2 separate regions of the Homo sapiens genome follow, and region 1 is linked to region 2. The links are chromatin loops, found by intact Hi-C in ENCODE. Cell type or tissue: heart left ventricle. All regions are shown on one strand. Each heading gives the region's core, and the rest is flanking DNA. Links, peaks and the distances in the headings are about the cores only. Region 1 has its middle 140 kb from the start of SLC38A4. Region 2 has its middle 5.4 kb from the start of SLC38A4.

Region 1 (6,797 bases), core at 1,438-3,937, 150 kb before region 2:
GTCAGAACCCTGGCGACCATGGTGCATAGAATTATGTCCAAGCTTCACATGTCCACCATGAGGCCATCATATTTTTGACTGGGGTAGAGTTCTGGAACAGCTCAAGATGGAGTCTCCAAAAAGGTGCCCAGCTTCTGGTCATCACTGAATGTTGTGCCTAAGCCAAAGTCAACTATTTTTATGTTGTAGTTGGCATGTAGAAGGAAGTTCTAGGGCTTCGGGTCCCTGTGGATGATTTTCTTTTGGTGGCAGTATTGTACAGCAGATATAATTTGCCTGAACTTGCTTTGGGCCTCTTCTCCTTCATGGGCCATGTTCTAGGATATAGTCAAAGGGCTCTCCACTGCCATTGGACTCCAGGACTAAATACAAGGTGTCCATGGTGTTGATCACTTGAAAGAGCTTGATGACATTGGGATGATTTAGAGCCTTCATAATGCTGATCTCTCACTGTACACTCTGGAGGCTGGAGGATCTCTGCTGACCTTTCAAGATGACATTCACAGCCACCTGGGTCCCTGTGAGAATGTTCCGGCCCAACTTTACCCTGGTGAAGCTTCCTTGGCTGATTTTCTTGAGGAGCTTGTAATCCTTAATAAGGGTCTTGTCATCAGCAGAGTTGGAGGCCAAACTGTGTCACATAGGTCACTGGCAATAGTGATCTCCTAGCTTTACTAACTATAAATTATAACTAGGAATGCTAACTACAACACTAACTATACAAACTATGCCACCTACAAATACTAATGAACACTGTTGGAGTTGCTCTGCTGATATTTGTAGATGACCTTTATGGCCACTTTGGTGCTGGTAATAATATGCTGGGCCAACTTCACCTTAGTTGTACCTGGGTGCTGGATGATGTCACCAGGAATCACCTCTCCCAACCTCTGGCTCTGCCTACTTCCCTGTGTTAGAGACATTCTCAAGCCCTGACCAGATGCTGATCCAGGGATCACCCAAACTGATGACATCCCTGTCCTCAAGGAGCTGATACTCTAGCAGGGGCAGACAGGCCGATTGGGAAGATGGACTGAAATTGACAGTGGCTCTTGGGTAGAACAGAGACCCCTGATGTAACAGATGTATTAGGAGAACATAGAGAACTCAAGAACGAGAATGGAGTCGTTGGACTTCCGAGAAAACTGGAGTCAGCATCTGGCAAGTCACCAGGAATCAAGTCTGCTGCATTTCTTCCACTGTCCTTGGGCCACATCATCTCTCATCTGCTTCTGTCTGCACATCACTACCTCCTCATATCTTAAAATCTGTTGGCTCTTCTCCATTTCCATTGCCCTGATCCTAGTCTTAAAGTAGTACTCTTTTATTCTTGCCCAGAAAACTGAAATGGCCTCCTAATTTTTCTCCCCAAATCCACTCTCTCATGCCTGTTTTCAATTTATTTTCCTTCTCAATACTAACAGATTGGTAAAAAGTAGAAAATGTTGTCAATTGTTTTCCAGTGCCCTTATGAGATAGACATCAAAACTTATGATGTGGAACGGGAATACTGCTCACCCCCTCAGTGCCTTTGGACATACTGCCTTCTTTGTCAGAGGGTCCTGCAGCCCTATCCTTGCCTTTCTCAGGCATGGGCAAAGGATTAGCTGATGACAAGTGAGGGAGATGTGGGCACACTGTAAACACCAGCACTGTAAGAACCACTTTTCTTTTCTTACTGCTGTGACCAAGGTGACGTTCCAGATAAAGCCTGCTCAGTGAGCCTGAGTCCAGATCCAAGAGGATGCAGAGCAGAGCAATGGTGGCATATAGCATGATAGATGAATTACCCTGACTGTTGACCCCTACTATGTGGGGTCATTTGTTACTCAGCATCACCTAGCCTGCCCTGATTGATGTATGTGGTTTATGAGCTCTTGCTTTTTGCCCTATCTCTTGCTGAGGACTCTCTGGCTTTTCAGTAGTTTGGTAGTTATACATGTTGCTCTTCCCACCTTAGACATTTCTCTATGTTATTCTCTTTTGTTGGAAAGTTCTTTACACCATTTTGTTGTAGTTGTTGTTGTTGCTGAGTTCACATTTCCTTACCAGTGAGATCTCAGCTTAAGTTTGACATTATCAGGAAAGAATTGTCTGGCCTGTGTATAAGGTACCTAGAATTCACTTTCTTTGTCATCATGTCTTTCACTAAACTATAATTTCCATGAAGTCGATGTATTAGTCTGTTTTCATGCTGCTGATAAAGATATACCCGAGACTGGGCAATTTACAAAAGAAAGAGGTTTAATGGACTTACAGTTCCATGTGGCTGGGGAAGCCTCACAATCATGGTGGAAGGCAAGGAGGAGCAAGTCATGTCTTACATGGATGGCAGCAGGCAAAGGCAGAACTTGTACAGGGAAACGCCCCCTTATAGAACCATCAGATCTCATGGGACTTATTCACTATCATGAGAACAGCATGGGAAAGACCTGCCCCCATGATTCAATTACTTCCCACTGGGTCCTTCCCACAATATGTGGGAAGTCAGGATGAGATTTGGGTGGGGACACAGCCAAACCATATCAGACAGAGACCATGTATTTAGCTCAGACTTCTTTGAGGCCCTGCTTCCTCCCCACTATGGGCCAAGTTCTGTGCTGAGGGCTGGAGGTAATGCAGTGAGTCAGTCATGAGCCCTGCTTTCACAAATCTGTCCCATAAAAGGAAAGGCAGACATGCAAGCAGCAGGATTTGAACCCACTGTGTGTTCTAACAGGTAATGAGGATAAGTGATGCAGGGCAAAGGGAAGGCAAAGAAGACTGCCTTGAGAAGGGAGTGTCTAAGAGGGTTTAAAGAGGGAATTGGAATCATCCAGGTAGGGAGCTTGCTGGGATGGCATGGGATGGGGATGAGGGGTTGTAGAGCAAGGAGACAGGGTGGATAAAGTTTTCAAGGCTTCAGAGAAGATGAGCCTGGGAACAGCAGGGACCAGAGTGAACCTCTGGCATCTTTGTTCTTGAGAATCCAAGCATTCTTGCTTCAGTGCCTTTGCAAGTAAAAAGTGGTAGGTGGTGTTTGCACACACTGTGAGAACCAGAACTCTATGTCCTGAACATCTAGAGGAGGGGTAATTACTTCCCATTGGGGAGGAAGGGAGCTGGGGCAGGAGCAATGGGGAAGATTCTTCTCAGCTGAGGCTATAAGGGAAAGGAAGCTGGGCTGACCAGGTTTGGGGAAGAGGAGTAGCTCAGCAGCAAAGGTAGGAGGCCTGCCTCTGCAAAGGTAGTAGAAGGAATGCAGTCTGTTCTGCCTGCTTAGCATAAGTGGGGGTTAGCTTCCTGGGGACCAGCTGGCTGTGTAAGATCATATCGCACAATGGGGCCATTTTCTGTAGGTCCCCCCTGGATTAGAGGGTGACAATGAGCCCTGCCTGTCCTCTGTGCTAGTCATACTGTTTTCAAGTGTGGCAGAGTTCACCAGGATAGGGCTGCCAGGAGCTTGTCCACTCAACTGATTGGAATAGGGAGGCCTGGGCAAATGATAGCTAGACAGTGGGGCTGGGCCAGCTGCAGGAGATGGGAAGCTGCAGAGGTGGGTGATGAAGAAGCTGAGGCTTTACATTTCCAGGTGTCAGGGTCTCTGGCCTGGGCCAACTCCAAGTCCCATGGACTCCTTCCTGGGGGGCAGCTAGGTGCCTAACGTCTGCTGGCTGAGCTTCCAAACTCTCAGACTCAAACTGGATGGACTCTCTGGATCAGCAGCTGGGTGTCATTTGGTGTGCCATGGCTGACCCATCAGCCCTGGCAGCCTGCAGTGCCAAGCTGAGGAGTCCAAAGTTGTCTGTGTGCTCTGTGAGAAAAAGTGCTGTGATCTATTAGCCAGGTCTGCAGTGGGTGATGAAGGCGAGACCTATGATATGTGTGCCAGCCATTTGTCATCCCTGGTAGGGTTTACACCTTTATTTTGTGTATAGAGAAACTGAGGCTCAGAGGGAGGAATGCCTTCTTCCAGTTTGAGGTCCTTCTGCCTCCCGCTCTAGCCGCCCCACAGCCTTCTGTGTTCCCATAATGATGCATAATGAAGACAGCACTGTTTGTACAGGGAATCCATGCATACTGGATGTGTCTGGACCTACATTGTATTCCTCCTGTTTTTTTTTGTTTGTTTGCCTATACCTTCAAATATTTAATGTGTCTTGTACATTATATTTGTGTGTTTTAAAGGATAATAAAACATCTGTGAACCAACCATTCAGCTCCAGGGCTAGAACATTCCCAATAATTTGCATCCATGTGTTTGCAATTTGTCCTACCCCAGAGGTCACTGCAATCTGGAATTTTGTCATTCCCTTGCTCATAGAATTACTATATATGTCCAAAATGTATACGATTTGGTGTTTGTCCAGCTTTATGAAAATGATATGCAATATGTAAACTTCTAAGAATTGCATTTTTTTACTCAATATTTTAATGATTCTAAGCTTTATCCATGCTGACGTATGTAGCTATATTTTATTTTTACTATTATGAAAATGAATAATGTGAATATTCCACAGTTGGTTTTTGCATTCTATCAATGGATATTTGGGTCATATCCATTATTTTCTATTCTTAACAATGTTGCTATGAGGAAATAAAGAAAAGTCATTTGGTGCAAATTACGAATAACTCCAGACCCCTTAAGGACAATACATATTTAAGAGAAGGAAAATGTAGTGCTTTTGTTGGAAGAGGCCAGCTGCTGGATTTGGTGATGACATATGTAGAAGTGGGCTCCTGTTTAGCAGTTCTGGGGGTGGGGCCTCACAGAATAGACACTGTTAAGGTTGTCTAACTACAGTACAGTCACCAGTTTTAAAACATTCCCCAGGTGATTCTAAGTAAAGTGTGGCTAACATGGGCATATAATGTAGGTTTTCATACTTTCCAAAATATTTTTGGTTTGCCATATGTATACAAGACACTATGTTAACACTGATATTTGGGGAAAATTTTGCAAATTTAATTCAATAAGTACTTATTATATATCTACTCTGCTAGGAAGTTCAACGGGGAACCAGTTAGAGGATTCTGTGTCTTAAAATGTGATTCATGCACCACCTGCATCATAATCATATTTTGTTTTAATGCAGATTCATGAAGTTTAGCCCAGACTCTCTGAATCCAGTATTCCTGTGGATGTGGCCTAGGAATCTGCACATTCAACAGGCATCCTCGGATGCTCTTTTATACATTAAAGATTGAGAAACATTACTTCAGGACTTTTTTTATTAAATGAGGTTGTAAAATATTTTATGGAATGCAAGGGAGGAAATAACTTCTTTCACATAGGGAAGACGGGTAAGGATTCCCAGAAGGGTATGTGAGATTTTAAGCAATGAATGAAATTACTATGGAAAGAATGAAGGAAATTCTAGGAAGAGGGTGGAGCACGTACAAAAGTAAGGAAGCATAGTCCAGGAAGAGAGAGTGGCTTTCTGTGGGGAAAGGTGACAGAGATGAGAGAGAGAGAGGGAAATGCAAGAATGGAGAAAAAAGGAGCAGAGTAGGTTGTCACAGTGTTTGGTAAAATAGTGCTCATTGAAGGGCTGAGGGCTGGTTTACAGTCCTCATGTCGACCTCCTTCAAGTTCCCAACACACTCATGCTGTTCTCTCACTATCCCAAATTTCACTTCTAATCTCTTAATAGTGTCCATGATCTGAATCTGCTTTAATTTCTTCCTTTTTAAAAAAATGTACCTAGGATGTCAGTGGAATGGATGGGTAAGAACCCTGGAAAATCTATCCCTCCATAAAAGCAATGAGACCAAGGGGGAAAAAATGGTGAAAATCTACTTTTTCAGAACTCTGGGTATTAATCAAAGGCTTGCCACAGTCTGAAGACCTTTTTTCCCCGCCCCCCCCCCCAAAAAACAATGGCCAAATCTGAATAAGAGCAGTGAGATTTTTAATATTGTAAATTGCCTTATTCCCATCCTCTTCTCCCCAGCTGAGAGGCTTGAAAAATCAACATCTCTGTAATCTCAGGTGGAAACCAGCAGCCTAGTGGGCAGAAATGTTTGGAGCTGGCCAAAAGAACCATTCTCAGAAAATTGTCACTATTTGATCAATCTGGAAGTTTCCTGGAAATGCCCACTCACAAGGCTTTTCTTTGTTTGACTTGTCTCAGAACTCTTTCTATGTGTGCAGCCTTTTCCATGAGGGTGTTGCTTGAAAATAATGAGCAGAATTATGTTAGCATTGAAGCTATCTAGGTCCAATAACAGTTGGGAAAAACAAAAAGCTGACCAAAGTGATTAAAAGGGAAAGTTGGGAAATAAGATGTCCATAGGGGAATTTGAAAAGTTCCAACATATTCTAGAAAGGCCATGCACATGTCCAGGGCTGTGTGCATGTCCAGGGAAGACCTAAGAATGCCCTAAGCTCTCTAGGATCTCACCTCTGACTGACTTTCAGACTCTGTGCAATCTAAAAGTAAAGACTAAGTCAAGGTTGTACATTGCTTGCCTGAGTATTGAAGGTGTGCCCAAACATGCACACAGATCCCCTTGTCAAAGGTTTATTGGTTGAAATAACTTAAGAAAATCTCTGTCTATATATGAGCTGACCACTAAACTGACTGAGCAGAAAATTCAGAGGCCACACATGACCAAAAAGTAGATACGTCATTGACTTAAGTAAGGAAAGTCACTCAGCAATCAACACTAGCAAAATCAACAACAATAACAGCAACAACAAACCTTGGGGATTCTGATTTCTGAGGTGCCACATTATATTATTTAAAATATCCAGGTGAATACAAAAAGTTATAAGGCATACAACAAAACAAGGAAGTAGACTCATGCACAGTGGA
Region 2 (6,797 bases), core at 2,780-5,279:
GCCTCCTCCCAAGCATTCTCTACTGACTAAGAGTACTGAACTCTTAAATTCCTGAACTGACTCCCTCCTTATCCTTTCTCAGTCTGGTCTCTCCACTGAGAGTCCTTTCCTCACATCCTCCAATTCTTTGCCTGGCTAACTTTTATTTCTACTTCAAAACCTTGCTCAGGTACCACCTGGTCTTGAAATGTTCTCTGACCCCTTTCCTAAGCCAGGTTCTCTGGTAGAGTATTCAAATCTGATTTTTCCTTTTTTTTATTTTTATTTTTGTTTGTTTTGTTGGTTGGTTGTTTGTTTGAGATGGAGTCTCGCTCCGTCGCCCAGGCTGGAGTGCAGTGGCATGATCTTGGCTCACTGCAACCTCTGCCTCCTGGGTTCAAGCAATTCTCCTGCCTTAGCCTCTCGAGTATCTGGGACTACAGGCGCACGTCACCACATCCAGCTAATTTTTGTAATTTTTAGTAGAGATGGTGTTTCACCATATTGGTCAGGCTGGTCTGGAACTCCTGACCTCAGGTGATCCACTCTCCTCAGCCTCCCAAAGAGCTGGGATTACAGGCATGAGCCACGGTGCCCAGCCTTTTCCCTGGTTTTTAATCATGCTGTATTGCAAATGTTTCCTTATCTATTCTTTCCTCCAGTAGACTCATTCATTGTTCCACAAATATTTCTTGAGCACCTGGTATTTGCCCAGCACTGTGCTAGGTGCTAGGAAGATAGGAATAAAAGAAACTCCCTAATATAGTTCTTTGAAGATAGTAACACTTGATAATTATTTATGGAATGAATGAGTGAAATTAGGTCATTATATACACAGTGGAAGAAAGAACTAAGAGACATGAAAGTGATTCTGTTTTTCCATTTCTCCTATCTCTCACACCATACTGTGTTATGTAACACATTTCTAACACCCTTGTTTCCTTAAGTTTTTGTTCTCCTCCCTCTGGTTGTCTTTATTTTACTGCTGTCTTTATTGCAACAAGCAGGAGCTTTTGCATAGGATGAATTTTATTCTAATATCAGCATTGTTACTTACTAGCTTTGTGACTCTTGGCTCTTTCCTTAACCTCTTCAATTTCCTGTCTGTAAAACAGAGATAACAAATACCTATAGAATAGAGTATCATGTGAAGATTAAATGAGATTCACATTAAAGGGCTTAGTATAAAGACTGGCTCTTAAAGCACCTTTCCTTTCACTTGTCCCTCCCCTACTTCTACCTCTTATCCTTCCTGCAGAACATCATCAGGGCAGTAGTGGCTTGCAAGATGATTTCAATTGATAGGTGGAAGCACATTTTTTAAAACTGTGTAATCATTTTGATATATTATTGTTTTGATGTATATAAAATATATAACAGCCTTTGATTTTTATAGAAATATTTGCTTTGGATATGTAAAAAGTAAAAAAAAAAAAAAGGAGGGTTAAGGTTCTAAAAATAGGATAAGGCAAAAAGAAAAAAACAACGTCCACAAGCTGTTATGTGTACATCACGAAGTCCACAAGCTGTTAAGTGTACTGTGATTGTCCTCACCACGTTTGTGCTGATAAACTGACATGGAACACAGGTACACTATTCCTTTCTCAAATGTCACTTATATAGAAAAAAGTCCAGTCCTAAGACTGCAAAGATTCAGAGAGTCCAGCTGCGTGATCATGTCTTTAGCTTGCTTGGAATAGGATTAGTCTGTAATAGAATAAGAAGTCAGCCCCAGGTCCTTAGAAGTCACCTGTCCAGCTCTGCCCTTGATAAAGAACAAAGAATTGTTCATTTACGTTTATGAACAATTAATGCCCAAGTAGAACTTCCAAAATATTTTGTGTTCTTCACACTGTGTATCTCCATTTTCTGATCTATAAAATGGGTATAATAATAGAATCTATCTCATAAGTTTGTTATGAAGGTCAAATGTTAACATAAAGGAAGTACTTAGAAACATATAATGTAAAAGTTCCTACATATGTGTGAGCCGGAATTACCATTAATCTAGTTCAGACCAGCCTCCAGCTTGCCTCCTGTCCCAGCAGCCTCCAAAAAAAGTTATTTATCTCTTTACACCACCAATCTTCCAGCCTTTTGTTGCTTTGTGATAAAATCAGCCTGATAAAAAGTTTCCTTTCTCTGGACACTGGTATTCAGAAATATGGAAAGATCAGATATTCTTTTCAATGTCTCTATTTTTACAGACTTCTACCCAAAACTTAGATTTTCTATAGATTTATTTGTTAGAATTTAAGAAATTCTCTCTCTCTCTCTCACACACACACACACACACACACACACACACACTCTTCTTGTGTTGCACAGGAAAGAGTTCACCAATTTCAGCGACTTTTTAGGAGACTTGCTTGTAGTGGGAACAACAACAAAATACAACATAGGCTGATTTCTCCCACCCCCTGCTAGGCCCTGGAAATTGAGATCTATGTGTAGGATGCTCTCTTTACAACATAACACATTTTAGCCCTAATGATTATGTCACAGCTACCCAGAAGCAAAAAAGGATGGCTGTAGGATAGCTAGAAATCGGGAACAGGCCATCCACTGTTGAAGCTCTGGCCTCTTTCCGCTTCCTTTAAGGTGAGAAACTGCCTGCCCACCCGCCCCCGTCCGCACAACTAAGTGGATAACCAAGCAGTGGGTCCTTTAGCCTTGGAGGATGGGGCTCTGGGCTAGGGAGAGTCTGCGGGAAGTGCCTGCCAGGATGGGCTTATTGCTCTAGAGCCACTCCTACTACCTTCACACTGTGCATTTAAGACCTCGGCATTTAATATCTCCCTGAGACAGGTAGAGATGCAGCTTTTACTCTGAGAAATAGACAAGCGCCAACCTGTCCCGGCCCTAGCCGGGAGATTCACAAGTGCTCAAGTTCACAAGTTTCACAAGTGCCCGCATCACTGCCTCCTGCACTCCTCTGCAAATGCCCTGGCACACCCGCGACCACGTATCCCTGAGTTTCCTAACTTAGTTCACCCCTTTTCCTCCAAGTCAGCAGCCCGGTGAGCATTCCAGGGTCAGTCCTGGTGCTCAAAGTAAGGGCAATCTTCCATCTCTGCCTGCTGGATCACAAAGAGGAGCTGGGAGATTCGCCGTTTTCCCCCACAACCGGCACCTGCCCTGGCCCAGAGCGCAGCGTCCACCTGTACCACCGCTAGATGAAGAGTACCTCACCGCGCGCTGCCTGGGCGCACAGCTGGTGTGCCGCGCTCGCCACCTCTCCTGGACTCAAGGGTGCTCCCGGCTTACGCTTCTCGGGGCTTCCCGGGTCCGGGTTCCCTCTCCCCCGTCTCACTTTCTTCCTTCATTCGCTCTTCTCTCAATTTTTCCTCCATCAGCTCTAACCTGTAATCAATTCCCGCCTTCTGCCCCTCCTCCCTAGGCTTCTCTTAGCTCGGTTGCCGCGACCCCACTATCCGTCCCCGTTCGCATTTCTGCACCGCCCTGCCCTTCACTCCAGCGCGCAGCAGGCCGGGCAATCCGACCGCGCGGTAAGCCGCCCTCGGAACCGCTGGCGCAGTTTTCAGACTCGCCCACCGCCCAGAGACCAGGGGCCCACATCCAGCTCTGCTCTCGCCTTCTCCCTTGAAAGAGACTCCTTGGGGGCTCCCCAGGTCAGAGTACCCCGCCCGGGGAATCATGCTGGTCTCTGGGGCGACCCAGCTATCAGAGACGACAGTTCTATTTTAAGCCTTCCACCCAGTGTCCCCGACCTGAGGACGCGGGCGCGGGTCCAGGGACTCGGGTAACACCTTGCCAGCAGGATCCCGGGCGGTCGCGGAGCCAGCTCCCGCGGGGGAAGTCGGGCCTCTCAGCCAGGCAGGCGGCGCGGCCACGGAACGCAGTCCCAATACAACCAACTCGAAATCCAACAGCCCAGGGAATCCCAGTGCGGGAGGCGGAGGTGCCCCATACCCCAGCCCTCCTGGAATAGGCTACCTTGGCACAACCGCTTCTCCTTGAAAAGAAGTCACACATGAGCCCGCCCAATCAGTCTCTTCCCTCCATGTGCCCTAGTTTACGTTATTTCTAGTCAACCGAATCATTAGCCTGCAATAACCCACCCAAAGCGTGAATGTTTGGAAAATAATAAGAATTAGGAACTATGAGCATGTCATGAAGAGCCCCAGACATAAGCCCCAGATGATTGAGAGACCGGGCTACACACGTGTGGATGTCCCCCGTGCATACACACAAGCACCCATCCGATAGGCTGGGATCCAGCTGCAAGTTTGGACACTGACAAGTCTCAAGTCTAACAGGAAATACAAAAAAAAATTCACTCACCCGCCTCTTTTACTACCCTTTCCAGACTGGGATTCAGGGAAAGTATCAGAAAGGGATGGATGGAGAGACCCTTCTTTCTTTTCTTTTCGCCTTTCTAAAGAGTGGAAATTTCCATCATGTGATAGGGGCAACATCCCCAGTGTCGCGTTTCCTGCGGACCCTCCCTTCCAGGCCAGCCACCAATCGTCAGGCGGCAACCTGAGAAGTAGACCAAAGCATCCTCCCAGGTGGGGCTGAGATGTCCAGCTGTCCTTCAGGAGTGAAGCCTGGAAGCCCGGTCCCTGCTCCCTCTTTCCTGGGTCCGGGATAACCGAGAAGATCCTGGTGTGGGTTTATTTTTCGACGGTTAGATTTCTTCCATGAGTCAAGGTTGCATTTATTGGATCTGTCCTATAAGCTGAAGTACATGTGGATCTTTATTTTAAAGTCTGTAAAAGAGTGTTCAGGGTAGATGACTCACTAAATTTCCTCCTGGTATGGAGGTGACAAACGTGAACTTTACATAAAGAAAAAGAAACATTTGAGGAAGGAGTACAAATGAAAAACCTGTCATTCACAGTAAACGTCACTTTATGCATGAAAGAAATGGGATAACTTGCTAGTACTTAAGAGTGGGTCTTTGGTGATAATTTTTTTTTCTAGAATTCCAGTTTAAGCACAATCCTCAGTACATATGAAGAAGGAATTAGGCTATAATAATAAATAGCATTCGAACGTTAATTCTATTTGTTAAAGTTACAACCTACCATTGTAAGGAAAATTATTTACGTTGAAACTATTCTCTAGTATTAAACAAAATTCTTGTTTCGAAGAAGGCCTGTGTAACAAATATGTTCACAATCCCCCATTTATTTAGTAGTGAGTTGTCATTCTTTAGGGAAAGAAAACTATCCTATGGAGACGTTGAACCCACAGTGTAACTAACTCTCCAGGCAACACAATTTACCTTTTGTATTCTCACACATCCAGTTTAACTTTATTCAGAATGGCAAGTTTCACTGCCTGTCCATACTGTCCACCTAGAACCTTCTCGTTTTATAGCTCCCAATAACTAAAACCAGCAACAGCTTAGTGCTTTAAAAAAATAAGATAACAGCAGAAACTCACCTGGATAATGCATAATAATCAGAAACACTAAGAACACAGGATTAATGCACACACACATACACATCAAACTGTACTAGGACAATCTGACAATACAGATTCAATAGAAGGATGATGTAACACACTTTCACTGGAGCTACAATTTTAGAAACTAAAAAAAATTATATAAAAATGTTTGTTTTGTAAAAACTGATTTTCTTCTGAGCCCCCAAGCAAATACGGTAAACCTCTCTATCATAGCAAGAAGTTTACATTTTGTGGAATTAGACTGTATCAGAATAGTTTTGAATTCCCTATAAGCTTGTTGAAACTAGATTCTCTACACATTATCACACTTCTCCATTGATTCTTACTTTATAAATATAAACATCTTTTATAAAGCTACTAAAATGTCAAAATTGGTAGGATTTGGAGAGAATTAGTGAGATCAAGGTAGATACACATTTCTCTTTTCCTAACCTGCGATTTAGTAAAAGCAAAACTCAGGTTTATAAAACAAAAAGCCATTCCAGAGAAGGAAGACTCAAATGAAGGTAAGATCATTTGAGTCTTCTCAAGATAAGTAATTCCACGACACAAACTGGTTTACTGTGCAACTGCTCAACGTTTTTTGTTTTTTTGTTTTTTTGTTTTTTTTTTTTTGAGACGGAGTCTCACTCGTCGCCCAGGCTGGAGTGCAGTAGCCCAATCTCGGCTCACTGCAAGCTCCGCCTCCTGGGTTCACGTCATTCTCCTGCCTCAGCCTCCCGAGTAGCTGGGACTACAGGCGCCCGCCGCCACGCCCGGCTAATTTTTTGTATTTTTAGTAGAGACGGGGTTTCACCGTGTTAGCCAGGATGGTCTCGTGATCCGCCTGCCTTGGCCTCCCAAAGCGCTGGGATTACAGGCGTGAGCCACCACGCCTGACCGCAACTGCTCAACTTTTAAAGGGACTGCTTATTTAATCAGTTCTTGACATCATATCTTAGCTAGTACAGAAGAGATCAAAAGCAGTGGTTCATGGTCTAATGTAATAGAGAACTATGAGTTATGCATTTATATGTGCTAGTAATATTAATCAGGTTGTGGGTTGAGGTTAAATGAGTCTTGTATTCATCTATAAAACAATAAAATTATGGCTATTATACATCAGTAGAGTCTGAGAAGATCTAACGCAATGCCTAGGTAGGATAAGACAACTGACAACTCTTTATTTTCTGTGTTACAATAAAAAGTTTGAACCATTAATGGCCACATTGAATCTGCTCACCAATCCTCAAGGGTTTCTTTTAAACTAGTGTTTGAAAGGATGGGAAGCAATTCTAACTAATGACATGAGTATTCCTGAAGGCCACATTGTGAAACACATTTTGGTTTCTCCTCAGATCATTCACTGGCTGTAGAGTACATAGCTTGATTTAGAATCCCAG

What was found. A loop is a pair of places that touch in the nucleus more often than their neighbours do. Peaks named below come from ENCODE experiments on the same cell type or tissue, not always from the same donor. Only the 100,000 strongest peaks of a DNase experiment are listed, where the experiment ranks them.
Region 1: a loop joins it to region 2, with 2.6 times the contacts of the local background. A loop is called at or near these places in 8 of 110 quality-filtered maps.

The regions. Positions count from the first base shown.
Region 1 is chr12:46,682,099-46,688,895 of GRCh38, forward strand. It overlaps the pseudogene MARK3P1. Among named protein-coding and RNA genes, the nearest start is that of SLC38A4, 140 kb to the right of the region's middle. In heart left ventricle, for the core only: no CTCF peak of the experiment used is centred there; no DNase peak of the experiment used is centred there.
Region 2 is chr12:46,828,043-46,834,839 of GRCh38, forward strand. It overlaps a transcript of SLC38A4 not described here. Among named protein-coding and RNA genes, the nearest start is that of SLC38A4, 5.4 kb to the left of the region's middle. RefSeq lists an enhancer at 3,490-4,298. In heart left ventricle, for the core only: no CTCF peak of the experiment used is centred there; DNase peaks (open chromatin) are centred at 3,199 and 3,769; H3K4me3 peaks cover 1,350 bases; H3K27me3 peaks cover 1,985 bases.